Regions from separate parts of the Homo sapiens genome. Here region 2 is linked to region 1. Evidence: chromatin contacts called from ENCODE Hi-C data. All regions are on one chromosome and are shown on one strand. Each heading gives the region's core, a stretch centred on a gene start or an enhancer-like site at or near the end of the contact. The rest is flanking DNA. Distances are from core to core; before and after follow the strand shown. Region 1 overlaps CTLA4 (cytotoxic T-lymphocyte associated protein 4). Region 2 has its middle 27 kb from the start of FAM117B.

The links. Hi-C counts contacts between places; a loop is a spot of excess contacts on that map. Pooled maps may share reads with other maps.
Region 2: a pooled map shows a loop between it and region 1 (6-fold over the local background). The contact joins two enhancer-like sites. A Hi-C loop is called at or near these places in 2 of 50 pooled maps.

The regions. Positions count from the first base shown.
Region 1 is chr2:203,869,803-203,874,541 of GRCh38, reverse strand. It overlaps CTLA4 (cytotoxic T-lymphocyte associated protein 4), which reads right to left. Exons shown (of 4, transcript NM_005214.5): 2 at 3,609-3,956; 3 at 3,055-3,164; 4 at 577-1,834. The coding sequence ends at 1,730. Among named protein-coding and RNA genes, the nearest start is that of CTLA4, 4.4 kb to the right of the region's middle. RefSeq lists a silencer at 2,669-2,758 and an enhancer at 2,979-3,088. Within about 2 kb of position 2,886, at least 2 of the 41 ENCODE cell types and tissues checked have a DNase peak (open chromatin) inside an H3K27ac peak, as active enhancers do.
Region 2 is chr2:202,606,163-202,610,652 of GRCh38, reverse strand. No RefSeq gene overlaps it. Among named protein-coding and RNA genes, the nearest start is that of FAM117B, 27 kb to the left of the region's middle. RefSeq lists an enhancer at 708-947. Within about 2 kb of position 2,017, at least 3 of the 41 ENCODE cell types and tissues checked have a DNase peak (open chromatin) inside an H3K27ac peak, as active enhancers do.

The DNA.
Region 1 (4,739 bases), core at 1,637-4,136:
CCAAATGTGCTGAGACTATACATTGGTTAAGCAAGAATCACAGAGGGCTTAGTGTGCCAGGCCTAGGTGTGCCAGCTGATAGCAACATAGGACCACAGGTGTGTGTTTTCCCCACATTTGCAAAATAGTTCATTTGGAAGCCACAGGGAAAAGCTCTATATTTCAGGAAGGCAGATCAAAATGGCTGCAAGGGACGTGGTTGCCAACATTGGGGTTGCCATGACAACTGTAATGCCTGTGATAGTTGAGCTGAGAAAGCAGGCGGTAAGAAAGGGGAGGTGAAGAACCTGTGTTAAACAGCATGCCAATTGATTTATAAAGGACTGCTATGTCTGTGTTAACCCACGTTATATCCCAAATAGTGGTGAAGAAATCAAAAGGAAAGAGGATGGATACCTTCCAAGAATGACTTGCAGGTAATGGCTGGTGCAAAGCTGACTCATGAAGCATTATTTGTCCTTTTGTGGTTTTTCAGTTTGTTTCCAGTATTTCTAATATTGGAGACTCCACCAGATACTGAATGAATCAATCAAAAATTTGAACACAATATTCAAATGCAAGGATGATAAAGACAACTCCGGAAAACGACCACCACAGATTTTTATTTAATTAAAAATATTATACATGTTGTTGCATTTTCATGGAAAATATTGAGTTAAAAACACAAGCAGTGTTAATTTTCAGAAACCTTCATGCACCCCATTCTGCCACCTGCTGCCTTCTTCTGTCCATGGCATTAACCACATGTTTGTAAGAATTGGGCCCATCGAACTGGAGCTTCCTAGAAGGTCATACCTGTGGGTCTCCTGGAGTAAGCCATTGTCTTCAAGACAGTGTTCTGTCAAGTCAACTCAGATACCACCAGCTGTGGCTTCCTTGCAAACCATTGAAAGGAACTGGTGTAAAAGCCCCAAAGCACATGTCAACACCAACTCAGCACAATTCCACGCAATCAAGCACTGCTATGACCTCATCCAGTTTCCAAGCTAGTTAGCAAATGACCTTGTGTTCTACCTGGTGTATTAGTGTCCTGAGCTCCTCCACAAAACTTCCCTGGGACCCAAGGTGGAAAGACACTGCCATATAGTGTTTATATTCAAACCATTAACAAATACACAAAAACATACGTGGCTCTATGCACAATACTATCAAATTAAAATATATATATATATATATATATATATATATATATATATATATATATATATATATATGTATATATGCAATACAACCTTTAGCATCACTGGCTAAAACATAGCCATGTGAGTATTTTTGAAGCCTTGATGTAATCATACATTTGTTTAAGAAATAAAAGGCATAAAATTTAACTTGAAAAGATCATTTCGGCTATAAACGTCTCATACGTAAATATAAGGTGTGTACAATATAGTCTTCTCCCTCGCTCCCTGCCTTTTCCTTCTTTGGGCTGTGCCATTCCCTAACTTAATTCCTTGACCCACATCATAATGCTGCATCCCCATATTAATCCCAAGTGATGCTTTCACTGAAAGTGGAGCTGATGTGACAGAAACATCCCAGCTCTGTCTTTCTACTCCTTTGCTTTAAATTGTAGTACACGTAATTTGGGTTCCGCATCCAACTTTATATTAAAGAGAGATGAATTCCCCCCAAATGCACAAACAAATAAAAATAGCTGGATAGCAAAAAAGTTAGAATTGCCTCAGCTCTTGGAAATTGAAATATGGACTCTCTTCTTCATAATGGTTTCTCAATTGATGGGAATAAAATAAGGCTGAAATTGCTTTTCACATTCTGGCTCTGTTGGGGGCATTTTCACATAGACCCCTGTTGTAAGAGGGCTTCTTTTCTTTAGCTGTCAAACACAAAAAGAAACAGTAATTACTACTGAGGAATACGGAAGCCACTTCTAACCATAATAGAACTCAACACATATTGGGTCCCTAGCTGGTTAAAAATGAATGTTCACAGCATACAGAATTATAAACCTCAGGAGATTTTCTTGATTCAGCTATTAAAATTTATTTTAGATAAATAACTGTGATTTTGATGTTAAATGGCAATCATTTGCCTTGAATGGAAGATAGGAGAAAGAGACTTTGAGAAAGCTTCAGAAAGAACACCCAGAAAGCCTATGATAATTGATCAATCTTGTCTGCAAGGGAACAAGCTTGATAAGATAATAAGCTTTAGTTATCCTGTTTGAGAGCTGTATTTCTCATCCCCACTGCTGAACCTACAGCAAAGGACATCTCTGTCAGGTTGGGTAGAGGATGTTGGAATAGAGTATATCTTTGTGTATGTGTATAAGAGACAGAGAGGGAGAAAGAGAGAGAGAGAAAGAGCGAGAAGAAGGAAGAGGAAGAGAAGAAGGGAGAGAGGGAGAAGGGAGAGTTTGTAATGGCAAAGCTGGCCTTAGGCAGAGGTGTCTGAGAGGGACTGTCAAAAAGAAATCCTGACAGGAGGCCTGATTCCATAATTCTACCTCTTCTACCACCAATACCAACACCTGTGATAAATAAAAACTGGGACTTTCACTTCCTGGCTGAAGGGGAAGGCAAAACGTCCCAGTCAAGCAAACTGGATAACAGGGATAGGTGTCATGTGAGCAGCTACAGCTTCGACAAGGAAGGCACCAGAGTGGCACCCAGAGGTGACTTCCAGGTGATGGAGAGGGACATGGAGAAGGAGAATAAAGACCATCCAAGTGGTCCTCTCTAGCAGCATTCTGCCCAGCCTAATCTCATGTTTCAGGGCTGTTAGCTTAAGTACAGTTGTCATGAAGACAAAGAGCAAAACAGCTGCCCCATGTTATTGCAACGGTTACTCAAATTGAAACCCTGCTCAGAAGCACATGAACATTCAATGTCAAACAAATTCATCTAAAATATTAGTCATTCTGAAACCTCAAATGCCAATGCCTACGGTTCTAGTGCGTTCTTTACCACTGTCCTTCCTCTTCATTTATTGCCTCATCTCATCTCAAGAACACTAAACTCAACATCATCTTTTGGCCAGTTGATACCACTAAAGGTATCCCCATCAGACATGGTGCACCATCAGCACCACACTCACCATTTTGCTCAAAGAAACAGCTGTGAGGAGAAAGCTATAAAAAAACAACCCCGAACTAACTGCTGCAAGGATCCAGAGGAGGAAGTCAGAATCTGGGCACGGTTCTGGATCTGCAACAGAAAACAAAGCAGAGCCTCCCTGAGACAGTTTTAAACTCTAGGGCTCTACTCCCCAACATTGGTGAAAAAAGGACATTAGAGCTTCCAGGCCTTGAGGTCCACCCCTAAATTGCATGGGTAGCCCACCAATAGGTTTGGCTATTTGGGACTACTTCCCCAGGAGCATCATATCATATCAAAAGTACAGATCAAACGTCATGATGGTTAGCACTCCAGAGCGAGAGCCCCAACTTCCCCAAATCATTTTATTTTACAGTCAGAATGCTATTAAGGTTGCCACCCACAATAAGCAAGGCTACCATGTGGTACAGAACTCTTAAAGAGAATGTCCACAGTCCTAAAAGTAAACCTCCTGAAATTAAGGAACAAAACTGTTTTTGTGCATAGAAGACTGCAATGCAACAGGTGTCAACTCAGTGAAATGGCTTTGCTCACCAATTACATAAATCTGGGTTCCGTTGCCTATGCCCAGGTAGTATGGCGGTGGGTACATGAGCTCCACCTTGCAGATGTAGAGTCCCGTGTCCATGGCCCTCAGTCCTTGGATAGTGAGGTTCACTTGATTTCCACTGGAGGTGCCCGTGCAGATGGAATCATCTAGGAAGGTCAACTCATTCCCCATCATGTAGGTTGCCGCACAGACTTCAGTCACCTGGCTGTCAGCCTGCCGAAGCACTGTCACCCGGACCTCAGTGGCTTTGCCTGGAGATGCATACTCACACACAAAGCTGGCGATGCCTCGGCTGCTGGCCAGTACCACAGCAGGCTGGGCCACGTGCATTGCTAGCATGGAAAAGCCAAAGGGAACTCAGTGAACTCATGCTCCTTCATGGCCAAGCCCAGGCAAGCCCTTCTGCCTTCTAGCTTCATCCCCACGGCCTTTTCTCCCCCCTTCAACGAATCTATCACTTACCCCTTCCCCTCTCCACACCCCCAGCCTCCCCTCCATCTCTCAACTGTTTTCCAGCTACTCTCCATAAAGATATTTTCTTACTGAGAAATAGATTCTTCAAGATGGTTGTGGCAGGAAGAACACTGATATGACAAACAGAAGACCTGGCTCTACCATGAAATATGTGATTTGGGGCAAGTCACACTTCCCCCATGTCCTTCATTTTTTTCACATATAGTAAGAGATAATTAGATGAGATGATATGTTCTCTGGTATTCTAAGGTTATGATAGAATGATAGGAGCTATATAGCTCCGGAACTATAATGAGTGGTAGGGGAAATTCTGAAGGTTGAGGTACAGAATCTTGCTTTATCTCTCAAAGTATATGTCAAAAACTTCTGCCTACTTAGTGAGCTGGCCCTGAACCTCTGTCACCCAGGAGTAGCTGTGTCTTGATGCACTGTACCAGCCTCCGCCTTCCCTGGCATTGTTGTAGAGTGGAAGATGTTGTTAGATGAAGGAAGCCACAGAGCCGAGGGCACCAGGTCGCTTCCTCTCTAGGTTGAGGCAACCCTGCTGTTAACTCCTGTGGGCTTCCCCTGACACCACCGCTGCCTCTCTGCCCTTTATTTCTCCTTCCCTTGAACACTCCCATGCTCCTTTGTTCTCTTTT
Region 2 (4,490 bases), core at 768-3,267, 1.3 Mb after region 1:
TTCCCTTCCAAGATGATTGAAAGGAAGTCTTTAAGTTCTCAGTCTCTATGGTGACAGCTTGATGGAGATAGTTGAGGACTCGTACATGAAATATGCCTTGCCCTTTCAAATTCTGTAACAACTGCTCAACATGAGCTCACAGACACCACTCATTGCTGTGTGATAGCAATCACTTTACCACTGCTGAACTGGAGCTGCGATTTCTTAATAGCGGGGAAGCTGAATGTAGAAAAATACATCCAAACGACATTGTATCTAATTCATTCCTTTTCTCCTATTCTTTACTCTGAAGATATAGTTGAATTTTGCTTGAAGAAATGTAGTTAAATGCTGCATATTGGCAAATGTACAGCCCAAACATTGGTTTATAGTCCACAAAATTTGATCTTCTACTATTTGCAAGATACTGTGTTCTTTACAGATGTTCTACTATTGTCAATAAATATTTGTGAGTGAATGGTTTTAAGAGCACTAATGTTACCAAAGATTACTGCTATCTTTTCTCAATATCACTTAGCCAGGCCCAGAATACACAATGAATTCAAAGGGCAGAGTGCCATGTCACTCCTTCCTGTTACACACAGTGGGGTGTAGCTTTGCCCTCACTTATATAGTCCTTGGTCAGTTGACAAAACTAACTGAGCCACGGTACCAAGCAGAATGACTTAGGCAGCCAACATATGAAAAAACTTAACCACTTACCCCTCCCATGTAGTGAAAAGATACTTGACTCCTCCCATGTAGCGAAAACACAGGCCTGCCCAGACTTGGTATTTAGAAAACTAAAATAAGACTCTTTGTTTGACTCAGCTCCTAAGTAGTCATTACATATGGGGCACAAAGACCTCTTCTTGAAGATCTCTCTAGGAGAAAAGAGCTGCAGTGGACTAGTGGCTCCCTGACCTATGAATAAGGACAATCATCTATTATGTTACTGGTTTTTTGTGTTTTCTTTAAAGCACAGTCCTTTCAAAATCTCTACTAACTTGATTTTAAGTACGTACAGTTCTGAGGGAGAGTTGCAGCATAGATTACTTCTCAATATATGCATGGTCTAGTAATAGTGAGGATGAAAAGAGGAAACCAAAAGGGAAGTTAAATTCATGCACAATGTATAAGTTACTAATAAAATGGCAATCCCATACTCTCTTGTCCACAACCCAAGAGGGTCTACACTAACCAGAGTCTTGGTTTCCTTTCCTTTCCCTCCCTTCTGACATGATTTTCCTTCAAGGACTTCTGATTGGAAAATAACCTCAACCCAAACTTCCCCTTCTTATTCTGGCAATTAGAGTTACTATCCTGGTAGGACTTCAGGTTCTTAGAAATAGGATGATAATAATCATTTTATTGATAGTTAACATTTATTGAGCAATCACTATGTCTGAGGCACTGGGCTGCACACTTTACACACTATATACCACATTTGTACCTTATAGCAACTTCATACACAGTTACTATTATCCCCCTCTTTTTTTTTTGAGACAGAGTCTCACTCTGTTGCCAGGCTGGAGTGCAGTGGCACGATCTTGGCTCACTGCAACCTCCGCCTCCCGGGTTCAAGCAATTCTCCTGCCTCAGCCTCCTGAGTAACTGGGATTACAGGCGCATGCCACCACGCCCAGCTAATTTTTATATTTTTAGTAGAGATGGGGTTTCACTATGTTGGTCAGGCTGGTCTCAGACTCCTGACTTCGTGATCTGCCCACCTAGGCCTCCCAAAGTGCTGAAACTACAGGTGTGAGTGACCGCGTCCAGCCTATTATCCCCATTTTTATGGATAAGGAAAAGAAAGGATAGAATGGTAAGTGGATTGTCCAGGAGTGTATGGTAAATGCTAGAGGCAGGATGGAATCCCAGGGAGTCTGAGTCTAGAGGTCATACTCTCAACAACTGCACTAGGGTAGTTTTCTTTCCTTGCTCTTTGACTTCAGAGACGCAATCTAGTACGATGTTAAGTTTGGAGCCAGAGTGCCTGGATTCAAACTGCAGTTCCTCTTTTACAGCTGCATGATCTAGAGCAAGTTATCTAACTTCCCCTCATGGTTCTAAGTCATCCCACTGGGTGCCATGACTCTGATTAACTCCATCCAGGTTTGATCATTGCAATTAATTTCTAAATATTTCTGGAAATACTATGTATTATGTTAATATGTATTTGTTTTTATAGTACTTAATGTTTCTGAGCATTCTCTATTCTCACAGCAATTTTTCAGTCTTCAATCCCTGAGATCATGGTTTCTCTTCCTTTTCAACCTTTCCTTCATGCTAAGGTAAGTGCTTTGTAAATGTTGAGTGACTGATGGCATGAAACAGTCATTGCAAGAAAGGTCTGTTAGAGGCAAAGTAATGTGACACTGGGCCTTGCCTTACTTTAAGTCCAGGTAACAAATAACTATGCATTCTGCAGCTTTGCAGATCAGGGTAATCTTCAGAATAAGTCAAGCCTTTGCTTCTGACAGAGCATCCTTTCAATGGCAGCCAGAAAACTGATCTCTTGATTCTCCATCCCTGGGTGTGTAGGCATGTAGACAGAAGAAAGCAAGGGATAGGCTGCCATGACATGTCTATGAGACTTTGCCAAGACACTGCAAAGCCAGTAACCCCCACAATGAGGAGAGGAGTTAGGCTGCAATTAACTCCTTGTCATCTGCTATAGCAAAGTCAGCAACATGGCAGCTTTCCCCTTCCTTTACCGAGAGAACACATTCTTCCTTCCAGATATCTCCTTGGATCTCTGATCCTGAGGACATCCTATGACCCCCCTCCTAATTCCAAAAGAAGCAAAAGGCCGGGCGTGGTGACTCATGCCTGTAATCCCAACACTTTGGGAGGCTGAGGTGGGCAGATCACAAGGTCAGGAGTTTGAGACCAGCCTGGCCAATATGGTGAAACCCCGTCTCTACTAAAAATACAAAAATTAGCTGGGCATGGTGGTGGGTGCCTGTAATCCCAGCCACTTGGGAGGCTGAGGCAGGAGAATTACTTGAACCCAGGAGGCAGAGGTTGCAGTGAGCCAAGATTGTGCCACTGCATTCCAGCCTGGGCAACAGAGCAAGACTCCATCTTAAAAAAAAAAAGAAGCAAAAGAAAATCAGATCCCTTCTCTCACCACTCCTATTCAACATAGTGTTGGAAGTTCTGGCCAGGGCAATTAGGCAGGAGAAAGAAATAAAGGGTATTCAGTTAGGAAAAGAGGAAGTCAAATTGTCCCTGTTTACAGATGACATGATTGTATATCTAGAAAACCCCATTGTCTCAGCCCAAAATCTCCTTAAGCTGATAAGCAACTTCAGCAAAGTCTCAGGATACAAAATAAATGTACAAAAATCACAAGCATTCTTACACACCAATAACAGACAAACAGAGAGCCAAATCATGAGTGAACTCCCATTCACAATTGCTTCAAAGAGAATAAAATACCTAGGAATCCAACTTACAAGGGACATGAAGGACCTCTTCAAGGAGAACTACAAACCACTGCTCAAGGAAATAAAAGAGGATACAAACAAATGGAAGAACATTCCATGCTCCTGGGTAGGAAGAATCAATATCATGAAAATGGCCATACTGCCCAAGGTAATTTATAGATTCAATGCCATCCCCATCAAGCTACCAATGACTTTCTTCACAGAATTGGAAAAAACTACTTTAAAGTTCATATGGAACCAAAAAGGAGCCCGCATCGCCAAGTCAATCCTAAGCCAAAAGAACAAAGCTGGAGGCATCACGCTACCTGACTTCAAACTATACTACAAGGCTACAGTAACTAAAACAGCATGGTACTGGTACCAAAACAGAGATATAGATCAATGGAACAGAACAGAGCCCTCAGAAATAACGCCGCGTATCTACAACTATCTGATCTTTGATCTGATCTGAGAAAAACAAGCAATGGGGAAAGGATTCCCTATTTAATAAATGGTGCTGGGAAAACTGGCTAGCCATATGTAGAAAGCTGAAACTGGATCCCTTCCTTACACCTTATACAAAAATTAATTCAAGATGGATTAAAGACTTAAACGTTAGACCTAAAACCATAAAAACCCTAGAAGAAAACCTAGGCATTACCATTCAGGACATAGGCATGGGCAAGGACTTCATGTCTAAAACACCAAAAGCAATGGCAACAAAAGCCAAAATTGACAAATGGGATCTAATTAAACTAAAGAGCTTCTGCACAGCAAAAGAACCTACCATCAGAGTGAACAGGCAACCTACAAAATGGGAGAAAATTTTCGCAACCTACTCATCTGACAAAGGGCTAATATCCAGAATCTACAATGAACTCAAACAAATTTACAAGAAAAAAACAAACAACCCCATCAAAAAGTGGGCGAAGGACATGAACAGACACTTCTCAAAAGAAGACATTTATGCAGCCAAAAAACACATGAAAAAATGCTCACCATCACTGGCCATCAGAGAAATGCAAATCAAAACCACAATGAGATACCATCTCACACCAGTTAGAATGGCCATCATTAAAA